Linked DNA regions of Mus musculus: region 2 is linked to region 1. A link is a loop called in an ENCODE intact Hi-C map of the cell type or tissue named here. Cell type or tissue: heart. All regions are shown on one strand.

Region 1 (8,000 bases):
AACAATGCAGTTATAACATTTGTGGGTTTCTGAAAGGACACACTTAGGCAGAGATTCAAAGGGGTAATTGATCAGCTGCACTACTTACTAGCTAGGAAGCAGTCACTCCACATTTAAACTTCTTTGAACTAGTTTCTCCTTTACAGAATTATCCTCCCACCACCTATCTGCGTGTGGCCAAAGTGAATTTACTGTGTCACTGAGATAATACTTTAAAGACTCACTGCAAAGAACTACAAAAAATGCAAGCTATTTGCATTTTAAGCTAATTTTATTTCACTTGAAAGTATACTTTAAGATTACACTTGTTGCTACAGTATTTGGCATATCAAATAATATTGTGTCTATTTTCTACTGAAATTGGTTCTCTCATTGATAAAGCCATATGAAAAAAGAAGTATCAGAATTCTGTTCTGACCCACAAAAACTTAAAAAAAGAAATTTCTTAATTTATGGTGTTCTCATTAATTTAGTCATAGTAAAATGATCATAATTCTATGAGGTCACTTATATGACCCCTTAGCCTGAAGATGTACACATATATACATGGGAAGACTTGGTCAATTTGGCTGCCAAGACTGACGCTGTGGGCAATAAACATGGTCAGGTGTAGGAAGAGATAAATGAGGTTTAGGGCCTCTTTTCTAATGCTTACACAAGATTTTTGCCAGACCCAGAAGAATAGGATATTTAAAAAAAAGAAAGGAAAAAAGAAAGAAAGACAAACACCAAAAGAAAAAAAAATCTACACATGGTAATGCACACATATAATCCAGCATTGGGGACGTGGAGACGGGAGGATCAAGAGTTTGAGACAGTCTTTGCTAAATAAGCAAGACTGTCTGAAAACCCAAATTAGGATTAGGAATATAACTCAGCAGGCAGAAAGCTTGCCTGGCATCCACAAAGCACCAGATTTGATTCCCAGGTAGTAGTGGCAGACTGCAGGCTCATCACTCAGCAGGTAGAAGTAGGTGGATTAGAGTTCAAGGTCATCAACAAAGCAAAATAAGAGGCTGTAGCTAGGCATGGAAGGCCACACTTTTAATCACAATACTCATGTGGCTGAGGCAGGCAGATCCTGTGAGTTTGAGGCCAGCCTGGGCTACAGAGTGAGTTCTAGGACAGCCAGGGCTACCCAGTCTCAAAACCAAAAAAAAAAAAAAAAATCAGAAGTTGTAACACTTTCTTAGAGTTGCTGGGGAAGGCAGAGACAAGAGGCACCCCGGGCCTTAATAGCCAGCCAAAACTGACCTCTGGTCTCCACAGGCTCCCAGATACACCACACACACAGACACACACAGACACACACACACACACACACACACACACACACACACACACACATCACAGAGCCTATTTTTCTTCTGGCATTAAGAAGAGGGGGCAGAACAACTGTCCATGGGGAACTCAGACTATTATTTGGAAAGCAAATGAATTACCGAGGGACTCTTTGTGTATCTAACCACCTTCCACTGACAATCACTTTATAAAAGTTAATTAATTAAGCCTCTTAAGTCTTAAGACAGGATTAGGCTTTTCTGTCAGATAAGAAAAATAAAGCAGGTAAGACTATTAAATACAGGGATGGGAAGAGAAACTGGAGTCAAGCATCCCTGGGCCTCAGTATTGTTCCCAAGCCACACTTCCTAGAACATGCCCAAAATGGGGACTGTGATGACAAGCCAATACTTGAGTTGAAAAATATTATTGGCTTTGGAAGTAAGACTATTCCGACACTGGTCTGCTTCACTGCCTACCAGTTTGTTGTTGTATCACCCTGAACAAAGTATTTAATTTCATGAAATGCCAGTTTCCTCATTTATAAAACTATCAAATCAATGTCCTATCGCTGTGAAGATCAAAATCTGCATGCCTGGCACAAAGGCACCTCGGTGCTGGTTTGCTTTCTTTCCCTAAATTTTATTTTCTTTAAATACATAGATACTGACAAAAAGTGTGCATATATAATTGTTAGTCTGACTAATTAAAACAGAATATGACAGAATCTCAAAACAACAAAAACAAAACTCAAAACCACACACACAAACTCAGAATCGGATGAGCCCACCCTAAATCCTGCTAAATTAAGAAGACTCAAGTAACTCTAAAAACCACTCATGGTTCTTTATATTTCTTGTCAAGCTTTTATATTAATTTCTGTCCATTTATGCTGATGTGAGTGAAGATACAGGTTGACTTTAAAAAACCAATTGGGGAGCTTTCCCCAAAAGATGATCAGGGAAGTCACATTTCATTGTTAAAATTCAAATAAACTCTCATTTCTAAATAAGGAGTTAATACACTATTATGCAATTAATCAGGTAGTGCTTTCCTAAACTACTATCCCTTTGGTTCAGAAAATAGACTAAAAAGAGTATCAGCAAAACTTGAATATTCTATAAATTAACCTCTCAAAAGCCAGTAAGACCACCAGACACAAGCAGACCTTTTCAGATGGCCACGAGGCCCTTCCTGGTATTCGATAAACAGAAAGTGAAAGCCATCTGGGTACCTTTGACCACATCTCCGAGTAATTTAGAAACTCAGTGAGGTTAAACACACCCACTTCCCAACAAGTCTGGCACTTCTGAGTACACAGTTCCTTCTGAAGGGGAGACAAATGGCAGCATCCTGGAATCTCAGCTCAGCCTTGATACACAGGCTACAATTAAAAGCCTTTAAATCCTTTGAAGCAAGGGTTCACATACCTTTTTACTAGCATTACCTTTACACTAGGCGCTGCAAGTGCCCGAGAGTCTTCTGCCCCCAAAACATGACACACAAGAATATAATTAATCTGTCCAAGGTCACAGAACAGGTAATGGCAGTCTGACTCCCCATCACACTGAAGAGCCCCTTCTTGGCTGCATTTGACCATTCATATATTGGAATGATAGAGACAACCAAGTTTTTTGTTTTGTTTTGTTTTAAAGAAAGGGGGTGGAGGACCTCCACTGAAAGCTTCAGACAGAGAAATCAGTAATTCCTGCTCTAAAGAGTATTTTAACTCACTGACCTTTGAAATCAAGCATACATGGAACATTAAAAAGACTGTCATACAGATTTCAAGACTGAAAAGGTAGGCAAACACATTTTCTCACACCAGATCAACTTCTGGGTAGACACCGCCTCTGAGCCCTATTGATTTTTCTGGTCAAAAAGTCTGTTGTGACTTTGCCCTCGGCAGCACGTTAGGAACCACAAGGTGCCTGCCAGTGGCTTAGCACAGCACGCAGTGCCCAGGGTGCCCCTAGAGCTGTTAGTGAGCTGCCTTCTCTCATCATCTGCATCTCAACTTTCAGCAGCGGTTGTGTGGAAGAACACGCCTTCTGCAATGCTGCTGCTAAGTGCGCCCCTAGCCATATGGACACACCCCTCGGAAGCGCGGCCCCTTCAGTAGGACATTTTCATTCTCTCTCCTATAACAAATATTCCTTCTCAATCATTACGATAACACGCACATACACACACCTCTCCCTTCCTGGGCAAAGAGAAAGAAAACAAAACAAAACAAAAAAAACCCCTGCTCACCCGGATATTCTGACTTAATGGACAGTTCCCTTCTCTTAGCACTCAGCCACCACCTCAAGCCACCTCAAGCAAGTAGGTATAGGGTGCTGAGTGCCATCAGACCGGTTGCAAGGCTGGTCTGAGGGTCGGTTACTCGTGATCGTCCGTCCTCTACCTCCTGCTGGGCACCATCCTCTCCTCCCTCAAGGTGTGTGACACCCGTTGCACCCGGGACGACCCCCGCGGCCACGCCCCCGCGCTCACCCGCAGTCAGGGGCCGGACACCAGCGGCAGTCGGGGTCCGAGGCCAGGTACCGGCGCAGCATGAACTCTTCGTACTTGTGCATGAGCGGCGGGTCGGCCAGCAGCAGACGGATGTCGTGTGGGTTGAGCCGCTCGCTGCACTCGGGGCAGCTGATGGGCACGCGGCTCTCGCTGATCTCCAGGCGCAGGTAGTGGCGGAGGCAGTCCCGGCACGAGCGATGCGGGCAGCTGAGGAGGCGCGGGGCCCGCTCGGGCGGCAGGCGCACCAGGCACAGCGGGCACTCCACCTCCTCCGCGCCGCCGCCCTCCGCCGCCTCGTCCTCCTCCGGCCCGGCAGCCACGGCCTCCGCCTCAGCCTCGGCAGCGGGCTCGGAGGGCAGAGCTTCCACCGGCGGGGCCTGAGCCTCAACCGGGGCCGGAGCGGGCGGCGGCGGCGGCGGCGGCGCAGCCGGGGGCGGCGGTTCGGCCTGAGGCTTGGTCCGGGCGCGGCGGCCGCGGGCCGAGGCGGAGAAGACGCTGTGGAAGGTGAGGCGCCGGCGCCGGCCGCCGCTGCGGCACTTAGGGTCGGGGGCGGCCGCATGGAGCGAGGTGGAGCGCGGCGACTCGGAGTCCTTCTCGGAGCCCATGGCCCGCAGAGGCTGAGGAGCCAGGGGCGCCCAGCGCCGCCGTAGCTCCCGCCTCAGCGCCCCCTCCCAGCCGGCGCCCCGGCCGCCGCCGCCGCCGCCACCGCCTCGGCAGTCCTCCCAGAGACAGAAGCCGACCAGCCGCTACGAAGTGGTTATAAAGCCTCCGCCCCGCGCGCCGCGGGCAACTGCGCAGGCGCCGGCCTCAGACACCTCACAACCCGCGCGGCCCCGCGAGAGGAGCTGGGCGGGGCCTGGAGGGCGGGGCCTGCAGGCTGCGGCGAAGCCCCGCCTTCTGCGGTCAGGTGGTCCGGCGCAGCCATATTTTGCACAGGCTCCACCCTCCGTTCCTTGTCCAGGAGTCAGGGGTCTTCTTTTCAATGAGGATGCCTTCATTTCGTCTGTAAAAAGAAGACGAGCGTTGATCTGGTAGTGATTCCCGCCGATCCACCGCCCAACATTTCTGTTGATGCTAGCCATTAAGTGGTAAGGAATATAGTCACTCATTGAAGATCCTCAAAGTGAGCCGCACTTCTAGATAAGACAGGCAGGCTCCCCTATCTTCAAGAATGAGTCCAGAGTTTTCATTCTAGCATTTGCTGTTTTCTGTCAACTAGTGAACTTACTCCTAAGCTGTATCTCTCAGGTACTCTGGTTAGTCACTGTTGGTAGAAAGAGGCCCAACAATTTCGCTTCTAGAAATGGTTTCTTTCAGTCCCCCTTCCCCAGTTCCTCTAACAAAAGACCCTTAGGCTTGGTGATGAGAAAAGCAAATACCTTCAACAGCAGCAAAGCCAGGTCAGGATTAGATTTTGGCTTAGAGAAATGAGAGAGGGAGGCTTATGATAGAGAATTTTCTTTCCATGAAAAATATGTCCGAAGATCGACAGTTCAAGCTTCTGTCTTAAGCTCACCTCATTCTGCCATATTCCAAACGGTGGGAAGAAAAATGTCTTATTTTAAGAAGACTGCTTAGGAAGTTCTGCCCAGTTTTGCTTGAATCTCATTGGTTAAAACAATCATCTTGATGCATCTTTCTTTAAAGATAAAAACAGTGTCTTGTTATTAATAAGGAATGGCAGTGAAGGCTTACAGTGATTCACTTGTCTAGCATGCCTTAAGGAGATGGGGGTGGGGATCGTGCAATGTAGGAACAGATATGTGAACATAGTAAGTTGTTTGATTTTTTTTTCCTGGCCAATACTTAAAACCAGATCCGCAACTCTTTAAACTTTTGAGATTACAACAACACAGCAAACGAAGCCCATTGGAAGAAATGTCCGGTAATGAAAACTAAGAACAGGGTCTAGTGGCCTAAGAAGGTATGATGTCATAGATGATCAAGCAGGTGTGATGTCATAGATGCCAAGACAATTTGTTTGCAAGAGGAAGTGGTCAGCCGTCAATTGTGACAAATGCTGCCAAGAACCCAAGAAAGAGAAGGACAGAAAAATATGACGGCTGGAATTGACAACACCAGGACTTTGTGTGTGTGTGTGTGTGTGTGTGTGTGTGTGTGTGTGTGTGTGTGTGTGTAGGGCAGAAGGGTAGTTTTCCTTAAGAAGAAAAGAGGTTTAATGCTAGATAGCTAAAACACACTTCCGTGAACACGTCACCAGCTCCAGCTCTTGCTGGGTCTGTATGACACTCGGCTAGGCTCTGTCTGTCGTGTTAACAAATATTCTAAATAGCTCGATGGCTTTAACGCAGGACATATTTTCCCCACCCGTGGAAACCTGCCTTGATGGTTACTCTTTGCTATCAATTTGGTTGGATTTAGAATCACCACAAAGGCACATCTCTGCTTGTGTCCGTAAGAATGGTTTCCCAGTAGCTGAAATGAAGAAGGTGAATAGTGGCACCGTCCCATGGGCAGAGGTTCTGGGACTGAGTCGACAGGAGGACGAAGCTGAACACCAGCTCTCTCTCTCTGCTTCCTGACTATGGATACAATGTAAGCAGGACCTCCTGTGACCAAGATTCCTCCTCCATGACAGCCTGTCCACTCAAACTGAGAGCCAAAATCAACCCTCTCTGCTGCTGTTGCTTTTATCAACTGTTTGTCAGAGAGTCAAGGCCTGCCTTCTCCAAGCTAAGTTACTTACTTAAAAAATTCTTTTTTTTTTTTGAGACAAGTGTCCCACTATGGCAATTTCTGGCTGTTCTGGAACTCACTGTGTGGACCAGTCTGGCCCTGATCTAAGAGAGATGCTCCTGCCTCTGCCTCCCACAAGCTGGGATAAAAGTTGCGTGCTGTCACACCCAGTTGTTAACTTTTCTTTTACACTTAGAGATTCTCCAGACGCTCAGCTCCACATTCAGTTTGCCCCAACAAGAGAGAGAGGGCTGGAGGCTGTTCATCAACAACTAAACGCCTCAGTTTCTCACAGAACTGTTAGCCAGAAGTGGTCACACAGGCTCAGTCCAACTGCCAGAGAGGCTGGAGCAGGTAGGAGAAAGGAGAAAAATGTAGGCTGTGTCGCAGGCAACAATCTTTCTGCCACGACTGACAGGAGCAGCTGTCAGACTCTAGTTTGCTGTCTGGTGGGTAGTGGTGCATGCCTGTAACCCCCAGCAGTGGGAAGTCCAAGTTCAAGGCCAGCCTGGACTACGTGAGACTGTTGAAGCAAGAAAGCGAGTGAGTGAGGGAAAGAGGGAGGAGGGAAAGAAAGATAGAGGAAAAAAGATGTGAAAGAGAGTATAAAAAATGAATGAAAAGCATCCCAGCTTGTTGGGAAGTCCAAATGTTTGTCTGTCCTGGGCACAGACTCCCAAACAGAGTCAGGCTCAGTTCATCAGGGCCACTCCCAGGACTTGGGCAGAAAATGGACCTCTTCTAAACACCCCTGGGCTTTGCAGCAGCCCCATTTCCCAAAGGTTTTCTCTCCTGGATCATCACCCGTGAACAAAGAGACTAAGGCAAGTTCCTCCCACACCTTCTCTTTCTCCTTTAGAGACTAAGTAGTGACTCAGGTAGATGGCATGAGGGGAAATGGGTTTTCACTCATTTGGTTAATAGTCATTCTTTTTCCTTCACACAACTCTTTGCCAAAAGCTGGAGTCATAATAGAGACGGAGCACACAGTTTTCTGGGGGTTACACACAAGAAAGCAGGCCATTGGAACACTAGGTGACGAAGACACGCGCACAAAGGCTCTGACAGGTCAGTGGAGTGAGCCTGGTGCCAGAATTTGCTCGGGGCTTAGGGACTGATTTCACACAGAAGAGCTCCCGGGGCAAGCTCTCAGTGAGTAAGAGTGGACAAACCTGTCAGGGGAGGAAAGGAAAATTCCAAAGAGAGGAAGCCAGAAGGAAACACGTAGTGGGAAAGACAGAGGCACACTCAGTCCGAGGAAGCGCGAGCAGCGGGCGTGACTGGACAGAATATTTGAAAGGAAATAACAGGCCAGAATGGAAAGTTCTGTATTACGGCTCCATCAGGTGCCAGGAACAGAAACCTGGTACAAAGAGTGGAAGTCTGAAGACAGAGTTTTGGCTCAAGTAACCCTGGGAACCATTGGTACCTTGACGGCTTGGCCCCAGGACCAGCTGCAGAAAGACCAGCTGCATCCAGGGACCCATGCAACGCCTGCAATCCTC
Region 2 (8,000 bases), 340 kb after region 1:
ACAATAACCCTCCAAGTGATCATTATCCTCCCCACTGGGAGCGAGGATCAGAGGTGAAGTAATGACCAAAGGGACCCAGTCCTACCTCCATAAAAGGCGTAATCCCTACCGCCAGGTTTAATGTGAGGGTTAACTGATTTACAAATTGCTTGCAGTGCCTGGTGCACAGTGGGAGCCCAATAAATGTTAGTTTTCTTTCCCAAACACACTGTTGTAGCTTGAACTGTCCTGGCGAAGTACCTTCCCGAAGTAAGCAGGCTAGGAGCGCTGGGGGTACAGGGACACGAGAGTAGTACCATCCTCAAACAGCTGTTGGATGGACACAGTGACTCCCATCACTCAATTCCTGACTGCTCTCTAGTATCAGTATTTTCCCATCTGTTCATTATCTTCATTCATACAGGCCTCTACCAGGCTGCCCACCCCCAACTTCACTTTGTCCACATTTTTCTACTTCCTGCAGGCTTACTTCTCTCTCTTCCTCGTTCCCCATTTCTCCTTTCCCCTTTACTTTCCAAACTTTCAAACCTTCTTTGCAGTAAAATTCACATTGCTCATTCTCACACACTGACATTTCGTTTTCAATAGGAAGATGATAAGCAACCAAATACTCACCTTCTGTCACGCCCTTGCCCACTCTTCTGCCCTCCACCTTAATTAACTTCCACTGTCCTGCCAGGAAAGCTCTGTCCCTGGCTTTACAAGCCCAAGTCTTACCCATCCTTCAAGGTCGAGAGACCAGCAGTTGGCAAACTTCTTCAGAAAGGAGCCATATAGGAAGGAACTAGCCTAAGCTGGGTGTCCCAGCTCTTCCAGTGCACACTGTTGCTGAATCTGAGAGCTGCCATAATGGATATGTGAGCGTGGCTGTGTTCCCACAGACCTTCACTGTGAACGCTGACATCTGAATCCCATGTATTTTTCACACATCATGAAATACTATTTTGATCATTGCATTTGTAATGTACAAACATTGGCGAGTTAATAGGCATAGCCTGAGGGCTATGGCTTGCCAACCCCTGCTTTGTAGCAATGCCACTTCCGCTCTGAGATGTAGCCTGCTAATCTCCACTTGGCAGTTACATTCCCCTCTGTAACCTGGAAAGCACTTGCCCAGGAGCCTCCTGTGGCACTCATCAGATTATTGATTTCATTGTAATTTCCCGTGTGCTCATCTTTTCCAGCAGACTCTAAGCTGTGATGATAGGGACCAGTCCTTATTCCTCAGGGCCTTACCATCCATCCTACAGTGCTTTGCCCCGGAGTGGGCATTCACAAATGCATGATCCGTGCAGGTGTCTAAGGCTCCGGTGGCCGCTAATCGCCTCCACTGTACAAAGCTGAGTTCTCTTGGAAGACGGGGCCCTCCAGAGCAGGATGCTCATGCTATTCTTACTGCTTATGGACCAACTAGAAAAAGGAAGGCACATCCCAGCTGATTTAGGGGGTTTTGGATAACTATGCTTGAAGAAAGCATATTGATCACCAGCATCCTAGCAACACCGCGTGGATCCTAGGCAGCTCCTCTCCACCAGCAAGTTGGTAAAAGAAAACATATTCCAGAAGGAACTGGGATGCTGCTCTTTCCTAAGTTTTAGAATAGAGAGCAGGGCAATGCTTATTCCTGTAATGCACCCACAGCCACACTGTGCAGTGGAGTTTACATAATGAATGGCAGAATTCAGACATAAGAGATTCCTGGTCCACCACTGACTCTGCAACTTAGTTTTCTCATCTTTAAACGGAGGATAATAAAATCCCCGACTCCCGAGGGCTATTACTGGGATTCGGGGAAGAGATCTATATAAAGCCTGGCAGAGAAAGTTCAAGGATAGCTTTATGAACGATTATTATTCTCTGGAACTGTGGGCTAAATTCCCACGATCACCGGACAGAAGTAAGTAATTGTACTTTGCTTCGAAATATTAATAGCACAGGTTGGAGACCAAGGAGACCTAGAGAGCCGGCACCTCCTATCAGAGAAACAGCCCAGCAGCATAACAACCCAGCTTCCGGTTGGCACAATCCACTACCCCAAGAGCTAGGCACTGCTGGATTGAAAAGGCCCAATAAAGGTGCGTGAAGGAGCTGCCACACGGGGGGGGGGGGGGGTTGGGGCTGGAGCCAGGGAGCTGCCCTCCCACAGCTCTGTAGCCCCAAGCTGCTCCATCTTGGTTTTTGTCCCCACTGTAGACTGAAGAGGATGGTGATGCTCCCCTCGGGGGAGGGCAGCATGGGTGAGAAGGAGTTAGGAACGGTTCTCAGCACACAGTGTCTGATCATCCCCAATGTACCTAGGGGACAGTCCTGCCTCTTCCTAAGTCCTGCCTTATGGAGACGCTAGCTTTTGATATTTGCAATTAGTGAGCTTAAGTGGGGGAGTTCCATTTTAAGAGAATCAATGCGGAGTTAGCACACAGAGAAGCATGGCTAGAAATGTGGGCATGAGGACCTGGCGTGTCACCGAAGAAAAGAAAAGGAAATCAAAGGACTCTCAGGTCCTTAGACCCATCTCTGCCCAAGTCAGGGCAGATCTCTAGAAGCACTGAGATGGACTGGTAACCAATGATGGCCAAATTCCAGAACAGCAGGTTCTGGTGTAATTAGAAGAGGGCTTTTCTGATAATTAGAGTGCATTCTATAAGGAAATGGGTTGTTCCCCACCCCCACTTCCCTTTCCTCAGGGTTGGGGATAGAACCCGGGGTCTCGCACATGCCCAGCAAATGTTCTGGCCATGTCATGTTGGCTGGACCAAACCATTTGGCCCAGCCTCAGGCCTACTTTTCAGTACTCTTCCTCCTTGTGAGCCTGCACAGGGAGTGGATGCCCGCTTCTCTTTTCCTAGTCAGAGTCCTTTCTCCAGTATCTCTTCCTTTCTTTTTCCTTGATCCCACCCCCACTCTGATTCGCTTCCTTCCTCTTGCCTCTCCCTGCCCCACTCTCAGCATGCACTTCACAGTGTGCCTGGAGCTGTCAGCAGCCCTTGGCTCCAGTCACTCTGAAATCTAGGCCAAGAACACTACGCAGACCAGCTGAGAGGAAGGCCAGCAAGTGGCTCGTGATGGTGGAGGGCGGAGGTACCACTGTGACTCTCCCGCCAGGGTGGAGTGCTCTTGCAGAGTGCCCTGAAGCCCAGGCCGTGGGAAGTCACTGGTCACTCAGAGAGACAGATGGAGACCCCAGAGATGAACACAGTGCCCTCAGAGATGCTTCTGGCAAGCAGAGCTCACGCTGAGGCCCCTGCCTGCTTTCCTCTCAGGCATTTCCTTCTCTCTTGGAGACTCTTCAGTCCTCTGGCCATAATTAAATCTCAGTCCCTCTGACACCTCTGCTATCAGCCTGGCCCACATATGCGCAGCATTCACAACCAACGGCCAAAGAGCTGCAGGGTCCGCTCTGCTCCTCCTGCTTTTCCAGGTCCCGGGCCACCTCTGTCCCTGGCCCGTGCCCTCACTTCCCCTCTCTGTTTCCAACTACGCAGCTGCCATGTTGCTTCGTTAGGTTTAAGGCAGTTTACCTCCCCTCCTGGACACCGAGAAAAAGATGCCAGGAAGCGGCAGGCAAAGCCAACTTCCTCCCTTCCCCAACACTCCATACCGTGAGCTGGGCACTGCTGGATGTTGGGACTCTTGGGTCCAGGCAAGCCACCGGGTATGGCAGGGATGATGGCTTGCTGGTGTGGGGACGGGCCTGGCCGAGCCACAGGCACACTCTTCTCCGCTGGCACCACTTCCTTCCAGTCATCGGGAGCACACTGCTGGGGCTGTCAAGGGGGCAGGACAGAGACGTCTGGTGAGCCACCTCTGCGTTCTCGGACACTACCCTGGTTTCCATGGAGCTCGGGCAAAGATGCAAAGATTCAGTCATCTCTAAGTCTGGGAGCACCCTTCTTCTTCCTGGGGATATTCAACTTTTAGCCTACACTGATGTACCTGGAGTCAGGAGTGCAGACACCACCTGAGCCATGGCCCTCCCTACTGTCCCCAGTGCCTTGATACCAGCCTCCTTACCGTAACTGGAGAAGCGGGCTGCACCTGTAAGATCACAGCTGAGGTGTGCTGGAACCTTCGCTGGGGGGGATGGGACCCACCCTCAGGATGTCCATTCTGAGACCCGGTGTCTAGTGTGGGAAGGTGACACTGCTGGCTGTTCCCTGGCTTGTGGACATGCGTGGTAGAGCACTGGAGAGGCAGGGCCTGTGTCACTGAGCCTAGAGGCAGGGCATGGTCTTCTGGACTGGACTGTAGGGCCAGGCTTGGGGAGACTGAGGCAAGCTGGGGTTGGGACTGGACTTGGGGTGCAGGTCGTGGTGGCTGTGGTTGCTGTTGGGCCACAAACTGGGGCTGTGGGTGCTTCGCTGGCGGCTGTGGGAGGAGCTGGTGTGACTGCAGGTGAGCATAAGCTGCAGGGAGAGAGAAAAGCCAGATTAGACAGCGTGGTCAACCTCCTCGGCCGGCCGGGTCCCTTTCACACACAAAGGCAGTTTCCCAGGGTCTCCTGTTTTCCTCCCTGTTATCTTTCACATGGAGATTGGTCTGTCCAGTGCCAGAGCTCGGAAGCTTCTCTTGTGTTAGATCTTCCTTTCCAGATGGGGAACCTTACCTTAGCAACTACCATGTCTCCTTTACCCAGAACTCAACCTAGTACCTAAGAGGACACATTAGTTCCTCTAAGTTGCCTGTTTTCTTTCCATTTTAACAAGGCTGGCTCTCTGAGGTAATGATCTGGGATGTGTGTGTGCGTGTGTGCACATGTGCTTGTGTGTCTGCATGTGTGATGAGGCAGAGGTCCTAGCTAGGTGTCTATCACTCTCTATTGATTTGAGACAGGGTGTCTCACTGACACTGGACGTCGTCAGTCTGGCTGGGCTGCCAGGTCTTTGAGATTCAGGAATCTGCCCATTTCTGGTCCCTCAGGGCAGGGGTTATAGATCCAAACTCTAGCACCTGTTTGGTTTGTTTGTTTTTTGTTTGTTTGCTTGGTTTTGTTTGTTTGTTTGTTTGTTTGTTTCATATCTTCTGTTCTGGTTTGTTTTTGTTTGTTCGTTTGTGTTTAATGGATGCTGGGAATCCAAAATCAGGCCCTGATGTTTGCATAGCTGGCACTTCGCCGACTGGGCCATCTACCCCCCACCCCACCCCTTGGATTCTTTCTTACAGCTTTTAGTAGTCCCTGGTATGTTTTTAGCTTTTGCCTGATACGTAATAATGAGCTAGGAAATCCAGTTCTGAGTGCAGATGCTGTACCTGGAGAGCATCCAGGTCAGGCCAGCTCAGACTGCCAGCAGGTCAGCTGAGTATGTCCTCCTGTGAGAGATGATCCCTTCCACAGTGACTCTCACAGCTACCGAGCTGAGTGAATAGGTACGCCAGCCAGACATAGAGGGCCACAGTGGCACACTCACACCAGATCTGTACAGCCACATAAGGACAGACAGACTATGGGGGCAAGCTAACATTTACCAAGCACCTGACTGAGTCTGTCTGCAACCACAAAGGCTTCAAACTGAGTCAGGGGAGGCGTGGCCTTCCTTCAGTTTCACCTCTTCACATTGCAGGTTTCTAGCTGTCATCATAGCCCCACATGGAATGCAGGTTGCCAACAGGAATAGAGAAGGAGCAGAAAGAAGAGCTAGCAGGAAGCGTGAGGAGAATGAAGCTCGCCCGGGGCCGGCCCCCATGGAGATGGAGTGCAGAAGGCCCGCAAGACGCGGTCTTGTGAGGACAATGAGTGATGAATTGAGAAACTTGGGGATCAGTGTGAATTTAAGGGGGGAGTGTGCTAGTCTTGAGGGGAGGGAGGAGCCCCCACAGACACCGCCAGCAGGCATTTGGGGATTACAAACTGTACAGTGGCTGCAGCCTAAGCCCTGTCTCCTAATCCCTCATTGGACAGCTCAGAGTTTAACAACCAAATAAAGCAAACCAAAAACAAAACTGTTCATCGGGCACAAAGGTAACTCTTGGTAAGACACCTGGGAGGTACTGAGGGGCCCTGTGGGGGCCACCAGGCTCCAGCCACTAGAATAACCAGTAGATGAGATGCTGGCCAGAGACCTTCTAGAGGCTGCCCTCTGAGGGAGAGCTGGAGACCAGCCAGGTCTGGAAAGCTAAGAGCATCAGTGGATGACTGCTCCACCACCTGCTGCTATGAGACCGGAGACAACCGCTGCTTCCTTTCAGGGCTTCAGTGCAGCAGAGATCTAGTCTAGGAGGTCATATATGTCTTCCAGCTCTAAATCTTAGTGGAAATCATTGGAAAAATTGTTTTAAAACTCAGGATGTCTTGTAGTTGGGAAGCCCAGCAAGGAGATTGGGGGGAGGGTTGTTTACTGTGTAAATATGAGAATCAGAGTTTGGATCCCTGGTGCTTACATAATGCCAGGGGCGGGGTGGGTGTAGCAGCCCACCTATAATCCCAGCACTTGGGAGGTGGAAACAGGGGGTTCCTGGAGCAGGCTGGCTAGAGAATTAGTCAAACTTGTGAACTTGGGGTTCACAAGAGAGATTTTTGTTTCAATATATAAAGTGAAGAGTGATTGAGAGAGACACCTGATAGCAACCTCTGGCCTGCACACATGCACACACATATTCATGCATGCACGCACGTGCACACCCATGAACATTCACATGCACAAAGTATTTCAGGATTTATGAGGTGAAAAAACAAGGTTGAAGAGGAAAAAAAATGCTAATTCTAATGCTAAAAGATATAAAGGGTACAGTTAGGAGGCAAAGAACACACTTAGCTCCTGGCCACGAGGGGTGTGGTTTTCATCTTGCCATGGGCTCCCACCAGGACATGTGGCCTTGCCACAGGCCTGAAGCAGCAAGGCCAAGCAACAATGGAGGAGAAGCCACAAAACTGTGAGCTGAGACGCAGTCTCTCTCAGTCAGCTGATGACGACAGCAATGTGTTATAGAGCTAACACACCAAGAGATCTGGGACGGGGACTGCTGGCCTCCTGCCCAGCCTGTGAGTCTCCTCCTACTCTTGCTCCAAACTGTGGCACTTCTGTGCAGCTACAATTGTTACAGCCAAATGATACCATATCTTGCCCAAGCCAGGGGGAGCTCCTGAGGGTGAGTGAGCCCATAGATCAAAGCAGGAAAGGCGTTTTGGGGAAGTGTGTGTCATTAATCTTTGGAGGTTAATAAAAAGCAAAGACCTCGGTTTAACTGCAGCATTATCCTGGGTCAGAAATCCTTTTGTTCAGCATATTGCAGTAGCTTTCTACTTAGTCTTCCTGATTCTGGTTTCTTCCTGCTGTAATCCATCTTACGGACAGAGTTCTAATGAATCGCCCCAGTGCACAGATACAACCCCTGACCAAGAGGCAGCAAGGGCTCCCTTTTGTCCGGTTGTCCACAGCCCTGGGACTCAGTATCTCTTTGTAGCATAAAGTAATGTTTTATTTTTAATGATTTATCTGACCAAGCAAGCTTTGCTGTTTCCTTTACAGCACCGCTGCCATTTGTTCCAGGCCACAGCCCGAATGCTGGCCAGCTCTGCCACATAGCAGCTGTGTGGCACTGGTTAACGCTGGATCTCTGTGCCACCATCTTTAAAATGGGGTTGAGCATGTTGCCACGTCGTAGTTATTTCAGTAAAGCACTACTCTCCTTGCTGGGCAGAGTTTATGCAACCCGCTCGTTTCCTCTGAAACTACTTGAATGCAGTAGCCGCTCAGTCAGTAATGCTCATTGACTGGACGATAACGAGGTAGGGCTCCATTTGTGGGATCTGTTGCTCCCACAAAGCTGCTTCTCTCTGGGCCCACCCTGGAACCCCTGTCCCATCCTTGCCCTTCACCTTCTTGGAGGAGCTTCAGTGACCTTAACTGACTTCCGTGTGCCATCGCATGGCACGCTGCCGTGTGCCTTTGGGGCCCCAGCCTCAATGCTTCCACTGGCTGCAATGTGCTCCTTCGGGTCCGGTGACCTCTGGTTTCAGGGTTTTTGGATCAGGCTTTGTTCCCATTTTCTCCATTTGCCAGAAC

Evidence for each region. Hi-C counts contacts between places; a loop is a spot of excess contacts. Peaks named below come from ENCODE experiments on the same cell type or tissue, not always from the same donor. Only the 100,000 strongest peaks of a DNase experiment are listed, where the experiment ranks them.
Region 2: a loop joins it to region 1, with 3 times the contacts of the local background. A loop is called at or near these places in 1 of 42 quality-filtered maps.

What each region holds. Positions count from the first base shown.
Region 1 is chr4:129,054,674-129,062,673 of GRCm38, reverse strand. Rnf19b (ring finger protein 19B) reads right to left here and starts at 4,530. Exons shown (of 9, transcript NM_029219.2): 1 at 3,778-4,530. The coding sequence starts at 4,403. 1700086P04Rik (a long non-coding RNA gene) reads left to right here and starts at 4,521. Exons shown (of 2, transcript XR_868180.3): 1 at 4,521-4,886. In heart, no CTCF peak of the experiment used is centred here; DNase peaks (open chromatin) are centred at 3,293, 3,893 and 4,583; H3K4me3 peaks cover 2,901 bases; H3K27ac peaks cover 1,867 bases.
Region 2 is chr4:128,719,312-128,727,311 of GRCm38, reverse strand. It overlaps Phc2 (polyhomeotic 2), which reads right to left. Exons shown (of 15, transcript NM_001195130.1): 8 at 4,012-4,403; 9 at 3,599-3,764. Gm33712 (a long non-coding RNA gene) reads left to right here. Exons shown (of 3, transcript XR_003955114.1): 1 at 1-53; 2 at 1,938-2,075; 3 at 5,559-8,000. Among named protein-coding and RNA genes, the nearest start is that of Gm33712, 4.2 kb to the left of the region's middle. In heart, no CTCF peak of the experiment used is centred here; DNase peaks (open chromatin) are centred at 3,011 and 4,061; H3K4me3 peaks cover 424 bases; H3K27ac peaks cover 3,787 bases.